2 separate regions of the Mus musculus genome follow, and region 2 is linked to region 1. The links are chromatin contacts, found by Hi-C in ENCODE. All regions are on one chromosome and are shown on one strand. The core of a region is the stretch at or near the end of the contact, and the rest is flanking DNA. Distances in the headings are between cores, read along the strand shown.

The links. A loop is a pair of places that touch in the nucleus more often than their neighbours do.
Region 2: a map of heart shows a loop between it and region 1 (11-fold over the local background). The contact joins the promoter of 1700039I01Rik here to the promoter of 9130024F11Rik in region 1. A Hi-C loop is called at or near these places in 4 of 37 maps with a recorded cell type or tissue (heart and left cerebral cortex).

Annotation. Positions count from the first base shown.
Region 1 is chr1:56,968,411-56,972,974 of GRCm38, reverse strand. It overlaps 9130024F11Rik (RIKEN cDNA 9130024F11 gene), which reads right to left and starts at 1,506. Exons shown (of 2, transcript NR_024326.1): 1 at 1,204-1,506. Satb2 (special AT-rich sequence binding protein 2) reads left to right here and starts at 1,641. Exons shown (of 11, transcript NM_139146.2): 1 at 1,641-1,863; 2 at 3,095-3,322. The coding sequence starts at 3,154.
Region 2 is chr1:63,251,339-63,255,860 of GRCm38, reverse strand. 1700039I01Rik (a long non-coding RNA gene) reads left to right here and starts at 2,665. Exons shown (of 3, transcript XR_373460.3): 1 at 2,665-3,375. It also overlaps a transcript of Zdbf2 not described here.

The DNA of each region.
Region 1 (4,564 bases), core at 257-2,756:
AGGTCCCCACGGCTCAGCTCTGCTCGCGCCGAACTCGGTCCTCAGCCGCTGAGGGTCTTCGGGAGCCCCAGTGCTGCAACCCGAGGGGCGCGCAGCTTCAGCGCCCCGGCCGGCACAGTGTTCTGGCCTCCGGGCAGCTCGGGCTGCGCCGCTCGCAACGTAGCCCGCGTGGCGAGAGTGGCAGGGATGCAGCCTGCCTTGTGCCCACGGAGCAACCCTTTCTCCAGTGCCGGACCCACAGCCAGCCGGACGGGCGGAGTCTCGCTCCAGGCGTTCGGGACACCCGGGCTATTGTTCCGGACCCGCGGCCGCACGGGATTTGAGGGAGAAGTGGCCTTCCCCAAACGCGGCCGGGAGCGCTTCGGGCCGGGCCGGTCGGCTCCGAGCAGATGGGGAGCTCGCTCGCACCGAGAAAAGTTGCTCCGAGGGGCGGAGGCGGTGGGTGGTGGGCGGAGGCGGTGGGTGGGGGAGGCGATCGCCCTCCTATCTCCAAAGTCGAAAGTACTCGGCGGCGCAATTAACAGAGCCCGGAGACGAGGCAGCCTCTGCCGCCTCCCGAGCGCCAGCCTGCGCCTCTGCGGCGAGCCGCGACACGGAGCGCCCGCCTAGTCGCCGCAGCCTGCGCGCCGGGACGAGTGCGCCTAGGGGCTGGGCGAGGCGGCTGCGCCCTGGACTTGCTACAAGGAGGAGGACCAGACCCTGGGCCCTGGCGTTCGTCAGCGCTTAGACGCACCCATTCGTCGGCCGTGGCCACCGCCTCGCGCCACACTCAGTCCTCAGCCATCCGTCCTTCGTCGCCCGGTGCATGAGGTCCTTGCCACCCCGCTCCCACCTCCGACTCCCCCCTTCCTCCTTTTTCCCTGACTCCCACCCCCTCGCCTATCCCTGTGCCTCCTCCGCAGCCCGGCTCCTTGGGTCGCCGTGCTCACAGCGATTGATTGATTGATGTTTAATTTCCTGCCAGGCGGGGCCCCCCTCCCCCCGCAACCTCCCCAGCCCTCCTCCCCGCCCCCCACTCCCCTCCTTCATTGCGGTGGACCAGTCTGGCTTGGGTTTAGATCCGTCCCCCCCATTCCCATCCCGAAATAACCCAGAGACATCCCCTACCCCCACCCCAAATTATTATTTTGAAGGCGCTAGATCTGGGGACCGAAAGGGGGAGGGGGAGAAATCGGAAACCGAGGACAACCCAAAAGGACTCACTTTGCCTGATGACTCAACGCAACTAATAATCATCTCCCTCTCAGTGTCTTTCTCTCTGCGGCTTGTCAGTGAGTCCGGCTCTGGCTTCTGGCAGAGGCAGCCGCGAGGGGAGAGGTTGGAGGTGACAGCTTGTGCGGCCGCCGCGTTTTCTCTTGCGCGCGGTCCGGGGTCTCCGCACCTTCCCCGCTCTTGGTGGCAACGTCCCCGCGACTCTGGCCGCGCCTCCTCTGGAGCTAGCGGCTGTAGGAGCCAGCAGCCGCCGCAGCCTCCCAGTCCTCAGCCCTTTCTCTCCAGAACCGGTCTTCTACCCGAAGGTGTGAAAGGCTCTTTCAGCCCCCTCTCCCCCCCCCCTCCTCCGCCGTCCCCTCCCCCGCTCGCTCTGGTGCCCCTTTGGAGGAGTCCTCCTTTCCCTCTCCTCCTCCTCCCTCACTGCCCCCCGCCCCCATCATCATAACAACCATCTCCGAACCAGAAGAAGACACCCTGACCCAGGACCTTAAACGCTAGGACCGGGGAAGAGGAAAAGGAAAGGGGAAGGAGGAAAGAGAAAGGAAGACTAGGACAACACTACAATTCACCAAAAACTTTCCACCCTGGATTCTCTACTTTTGCTCCATGGACAGAGCCCCAGCCAGCCAAGTTTCAGACAGACCGTGAGCAGTAAGTACGCTGGGCGAGGGCTCCCACGCGGCGCCTGTAGTTCGGGAAGCCCTGGGCGCGCTAAGTTCCCCGGCTGTTCTGGGGCTCTGGCTCTCACGCGCGCTTAGGCGAAGCCGGGAAGTGCGGTGGAGCCTTCACTGGCAACCCCTCCGAGCACTCCCTACATCTTTCGCATTCTTCTTAACTCCTCTCTGTCCCCCACCACCACCTCGTCTGGACTCGTGGCGACTAGGCTTCTCCCGCGTCCAAAGCGCTCTTAGAGGATTCTCAGAGCCCCTGGTGTATTAGGGGTTCCTTTCATGGGTTTCAGTGACAATGTGGGCGCCGTTTCATCAGGTGTTTTCCCTTCTTCCGGGTCACTCCTCCAAAATTGAAGAGTATGGAGCACTGCTCGCCTAGGGACCTCGAGAAAAACTTTCCAGATTTAGAAATTAGGATTAATGAAGCCTGCTCCTGTACCTAAGAATCAAGATTTCTTTCTCTTATGTTGTACGCTTAATGGCTTAAAAAACAACAACCACATCCAGGATACGATGAAGATAAGAATGCTCCCAAATAATAATTGTGATCCTGGGATGGAGGGTAGCCTTTCCAAATCTCAGAGTGTTTTGGGATGCTCGCTCACGTGAAATTATAGTTAATTTTTTTGTGTGCAAAGGTGTGTGTTTGTGTACACAAGTGTACTTGGTCCATAAAGGTAAAAGGTGGGGATTCCATGGATCCATTGATCCAGCTTGGCCATCCACAGCGCATTTATCAAGCAATTAATTTGCTTAAGGACCCGTGTAAGTCCTTGCTCCCTCCCTGGCCTGGTGGGACCTCTCGCCCATAAGTACGCTCCTTTCAAAACCCTGACACCCCAAGTGGGGCTTATGGTGGTGGTGGCTCTTTATCAAAGAGAGGATAATGCCAGCGCTGCCCGCAATGAATGGGGTACTGCTTAAAGGCTTCGAGGTCCGACTCTGTCCACACAACTGAGGGCTAACTCTTGGGACCTGAGACAGAGCAGGTCTTAGTACCTCAAGTTCTGGGCAGCTTTGGGACCTCCAGTGTTTGTTTGGTTGGGACTTGCTTTCCCGGGACCCTTCGGTACCCTTCTGCAGCGTGGGAGGAAGTTTGTGTGGCTGCGGTGCAGTGCTCTGCCACTGGCCTGATCGTCTATCACGTGTGTGAGCGGTTTTCCCTCTTTTTTTTTTCCCTCCCCCTTTCCTCCCCTCCGCCCCCTCCCTAGGTCCCTGCGCGTTTTATTGCGACCTGCCGGTGGGAACTTTGTCTCCAAATCGGAGCAGCATGGAGCGGCGGAGCGAGAGCCCGTGTCTTCGGGACAGCCCCGACCGAAGAAGCGGCAGCCCCGACGTCAAGGGGCCTCCCCCGGTGAAGGTGGCCCGGCTGGAGCAGAACGGCAGCCCCATGGGAGCCCGCGGGAGGCCCAACGGCGCCGTGGCCAAGGCCGTGGGAGGTAACAGCCCGGAGCTGGGAGGTGCGCGCAGCGGAGGCCCAGTGATAATGGCCTGGGTGTCAGGGTTCAGGTTGATTAGGCGCTGTTTCGGTGTAGGATTACAGGAAGTCAAATCCAGGTTGCCAAATAGTGCCCTAGTTGCCTCTCCGCAACTGGTAGTAGCTTCATCTCGAGTTAAAACAAGAAAGTGGTTTACCCAGAGGGTGGCATTTTTTGGGCACTTTGCCACTCTGTGCTGAGGTGTTGGCAGGTCTGTGTCACAGCCAGCTAACTGTTTCTAGATTTTCCTAGAGAGCTCTTTAGTGTTTTAACTCCTTTGCCTTGCCTCGGATCTGTTTTAGGGCTGAAGCTTGTATGCCTTGGTTGTAGTGGGACAGAGACCTAGGATCTGGCTAGAGTCGAAGCAGTGACTCTGGTGTTCTTCTGTAGCTGGGACAGGGTTGAGACAAATGAGTGACAGCTAGGACTGTGTCCTGCAGAAGTTCTAGGGGAAAAAACCGAAGGATCACCGTGAATCCATTATGTCCTTAGAGGATTTGATGCTGTTTTGCCTGCAGAGTTTAGACGGAGCCGGTTATAACTTTGATAGGAATTAGAGAATTGGGTGAAAAACAGCAAGCAACTCTATATGCTGCCTGCTGCTTCCCTACCCAAGAATTAAATATTATTTTAAAGGAAGACTTTTATGTTTCAGTACATCTACACATAACTTTCTTCAATAGTGTTTAGTAATCTTACAAAATAAGACCAGAGAGGAATTTAAATACTGTATTTTGGGTTTGCAGGGCAGTCAACTAGCTGTTTCGTACATATGAAATGTACAACTTTACACAGCATTCAGACTGTTTTGTTTGGGATAAATTATTCCTTTAATTGTACTATGCCTGAGATACCCCCTCACCCCAGTGGCTTTCAACAGCAGTAAGTTTAATGTAATTCTTAAACTTGGTGATAAAGTCCCACCTCCCATTCCCCCATCCCTTATGTCCCTGTTTGTGGTGACCATCAAATTTTGGAATACATGCTTAGTTTGAAATGTCTCCACACACCTAAGAAGATGACACTTTTCTGTTTTTAATGTTATTACTATTTTTCTTGGTGGTAGTCATTAAACACAGCTTAGCTTGCCTCAATCCTTTAAATTGGCCATTTGTCCCGAGAAGCAGCCTTCCTCTCAATTTTTCAAGTTTTGAAAACATGTTTTGGCTTCTGTATAGTCCCATTTAGAGATGTGAAAACATA
Region 2 (4,522 bases), core at 1,416-3,915, 6.3 Mb before region 1:
GTAGCTCTTTCATGCTGCATAGCATAGTGTCCCAGCCACATCTCTGTCCACCCTCAAGTATTCTGTTGCCAGTGTCATCATGAATCTTCCCATTGGGAGGAAAATGACATCTCTGTTCTGACAGGAACGGACAGACCGACCATAGAGAGGAAGGACTGATGGCAAGGGCTCCCCCTCCCCCTTCCCAACAGAGAGCTGACCAGGTGGGATCTAATTGTCGGGTCAAGGGCTGAGGTATACAGGAAATTAATTCCCATAGCGAGGGAACAGGGAGCAAGTCCCTGAACCCATTGAGTGAGGAGTTACTGCAGGACCATCCCTAGCCTATATTCTCTGTGGGGAATAAGCTCACAGCCAGCAATGAATGGCATCACCGTGGGACAATAGGTATGAAGATTGTGGTGTCTATTTGGCGCCTTCTTTCTCTTTGTCCCTCTGACCCTAATGAGGAGACCTTAGAGCAGGAAGCAGCTGGTTAGGAACAGGGACAGTCAGAATTGGAAATGGAGGCTGTGGCTCACAGCAGGGAATAGTTGATACTATCAGGAGCTTGGCAAATGTCCAGTGTGAGGGGAAATATACTGTAGCTGCCTAGAAATAAGCCATTCCAAAGACTTTTGAGGGAAAAAAATAGTGGCTCCTGGATAGCCAGGGCTATACAGAGAAACCTTGTCTGGAAAAAACAAACACAACAACGACAGACAGGCGTGCTAAGATGGGGTGGTAAGCCTAGCTTATTATTCACAAAGCCCACTATTATTGATCCCCAGTGCTACACCTACAAAGGGGAGGAGGAGAGATTATCTTGTAGTTGGGGGCTTTCAAGAAAAAAAGCCTCTGGTTGGGACACCAGGTCTGTATCCATCCTTTGTTCCTGCCTGACTAAAGAAAAATAAGGAAGATTGAGGTTTCTGGTGGATAAAAGTCTAAAACAAAACAAAACAAAACAAAATGTTGGTCAGGCAAAACCAAATGTGCAAGAATACATATTTATAGAACAAAAGCGTACAAATCATAATTCTGCAAGTGAAGTGTGCTGAACGTTTTACATTGTATCCTTCCTGTGTGATTTGATGAACTATTTCCTGAGGAAAACAGCTCGTGCTCCTGGGGCTCCCTCACAGCTTTGGTCCTGAGTGTCCAGCTTTCCTAACAAGTTTGTGTTAGCATCTATGTACTGAAAACCTGAGCATGTGGCTTATGTGATGGTAACACTGAGTTGTGAACTCAAGGCTTACTGATATTTGAAGATCTTAATTGTGCCTCCAACTTTTAGCCTAGAAAGACACTGGAATCTGTTCATAAAACAATATGGGGAACTAGAAAGATGGTGCAGCAGTTAAGAGCACTGACTGCTCTTCCAGAGGTCCTGAGTTCAAATCCCAGCAACCACATGGTGGTTCACAACCATCTGTAAAGGGATCTGATGCCCTCTTCTAGTGTGTCTAAAGACAGTGACAGCCTACTTATATACATAACAAACAATTCTTTTTAAAAAATATTACGGGGCTGGTGAGATGGCTCAGTGGGTAAGAGCACCCGACTGCTCTTCCGAAGGTCCAGAGTTCAAATCCCAGCAACCACATGGTGGCTCACAACCATCCGTAACAAGATCTGACTCCGTCTTCTGGTGTGTCTGAAGACAGCTACAGTGTACTTACATATAATAATAAATAAAAATCTTTAAAAAAAAAATAAAAAATAAAAAAATAAAAAATATTACGACTGACTGGACAGATGGTGTTAAAAGCACTAACTGCTTTTGGAGAGGACCCATAGTTCCCAGCACCCAAATGATTGTTCACAACCATCCTTTTTGTTTTGTTTTGGGGTATTTTGTGTTTTTGTTTGTTTGTTTTTGTTTTTATTTTTCTAAGACAACACAGAGTTTCTCAATGTAGCCCAGGTTGCCCTGGAACTTGCTCTGTAGACCACGCTAGCCTCAGACTCTAAGGTCTGCCTGCTTCTGCCTCTGGAGTGCTGGGATTAAAAGTATGTGCCCACTTCGGCCAGCTAGACTTCCAAACTCTAATTCCAGGGATCTGACACCATTTTCTAATATCTGTGAGCCTCAGGCATGGACATGGTGCACATTATACACACACACACACACACATACAGGAAAAGCATTCACACAATAATTTGTAAAATAAAATAAAAATTTAAAAAGGAATAACGACTATATAGCTGTTTAATTTTCTGTGAAGGGCTGGAAAGATGGTAGTGTAGGTAAGAGCACTTGGTAGAAGCCTAACAACCTAAGTTTGCTCCCCAGAACTCACGGAAAGGTGGAAAAAAGTGCCCCCCCACACACACAGAGAGAGAGGGGGGGGGATTTAAATAAGCCTTCACTGAAGTATGTAAAGAACTGTGGGCAGACTGAGGCTCCAGCAAGGTTTCAAACGGCTGTAGCCAGAGCATCCAAGACAAGAGGATGGAAGGTTTTCAAGAAAACCGTGAACTGAAGACCAAGCTGCAGCAAAATAAAAACAAAACAAAAAACTACGCTCCAAGCCCTACACACAGGGTGTGTTGTGTGTACAAATTAAAATGTGTACAAATCCTTAACACAACCAAAGGAAATTAGACTGCGCAAAAAATAGGAGCAGCAAGTCGTGCAGGATAGTGGAGAGATGAGACCGAAACACACCGACAGTAAGCAAGGCAGCCACTACAGACATCTGTGTGGCAGGTCCTGCAAACAAAGAACCTCACAAAAGGACAGACACAGCTGCTGGCAGGACAAGACGCCCGCCCGGGGAAGCACTAAAGGAGCGGAGGGCCACTCATAGATGAGAAAGGTTTCCAAGGACTGGGGGATGGGAAGGGAGCTCCAGGTCACGGAGGTTCAGATTTACAAGAAAAGATAGTTCTCAGCATCTACCACACAGTGTGACTGTGCCCCACGCTATGAACTATCCTTGAAAGAAGCAAGCCTGTTAACTTCGACATTACTGGTGTGCACTACCGTGCTTTAAAATCTTGGCAGAAAATAAGGCCAGACGGCAGCCCTGCTTATTACCTCGTTTTGCCCTTTTAATCCACAGGACGTACAATGAAGATTCTAGAGTGTTCCTGCAAGCACCTGCTCTTCTCAAACCCTGGGTCGCTCTGTGTGATCTTGTGGGACTTGAGCCACCTGCATTCTTACAATCAAATCTTGAAGACGATCTTTCTCCTTCTCAGTCACTTTCATATTTTACCATAGCTCAGCTGAGTCTGGGGGACATGATTAGATTGGCTCGGTAATGGAGTGGTTTGGACCCCACTAAGTGATGATCGATCTGCCTGCTGCTCTGGTGCTGTGCCGTGGACATCAGCTCTAACCAAGAAGACACCGCTAGTGGGAGCACGCTTCCTGCTGATGGCCGCTATGTGAGTATCCTCTCTCTTTTTTGTCGGAATTGCGGCGTACATCAAACTTGGGAAACCGGGGAGCTGAGTTCTTCTTGAGCTGAGTAAGAGTCGTGACAAAGATATAAAAACTGTCACTGGTACAACAAAACTGTAGTGCACGGTACCCCAAAAGAGTCCAAGATGAGAACCCTAAGGGATAGGACATTTGGAGAGTTCCAAGACAAGTTGACTGGGATGTTTAGAGTCCCCCAAACACATATCATTCCCCAAAGAGTTCCAACTAAAAGCTGGAGGTCTATGGGAGCCCAAAGTGTTTGAGGGGAGAGGTCTATCACATATACTCTCACCAAGAGTCCAGGCTTCATTGAGACTGGCAATCAACACAGCAGTGTACCTAGCCCAAGAACACCACCCCCCCCCAAAAAAAAAAACACAGTTACTAGGGTAAAAGATTGACTGCTAACCCTAGATCTCTAATCACACCAAATCCTAACCTCATCTGGGGACGGGGCATAGGAGCTGTGGTCCCCTTCCACATGGCTCATCCTGTGTCTCACCTGCAGTTGTCTATTCCCAAATTTCATCCTTTATCTCTATCTACCATACTAAACTACTAATTCAATAAGTAAATCGGTTTCTCCAATTTTCTGAATGGATACAACAATCTGGTGAATGAAACGAAGGCAAAATCACCTCTGAGATCTCTTGACGATGTAACTCTGCACAGAGGCTTACAGCAGTAATTGTGTGTCCCAGTTCTCTCCCCTCAGAACTCTTGGAAGCACCACATCTGGCAGCGCCAGCTTAACACCCACTATGTTGCTGGCAAGAATACTCTGGTACAATTAGTTTGTGAGCTGCAATGCATACACTGCACCAGGGACCTCGCTGTAGGGATCGAGCTTAATGTGACTTCAGGCATCTTGGTCTTCGTCTCTTGTTTTATGCAAGCCCTGGCACACATCCCTAGTTCTATAGGTCAGAGTTGTGAAGACAGCTCATCATGGTGCAACACGATGCCTGGACTGTTTAGAAGTTCAGGGGTTTCTGCTTCGTTGTGTTTAACACTTACTTATTTTTTTATCTTCATGTATGTATGTATTTTTGTGTATTTATGCATTTTCAGATAGTCACTCATGTTTATTCTCTGAGTTCCTCTCTCTGT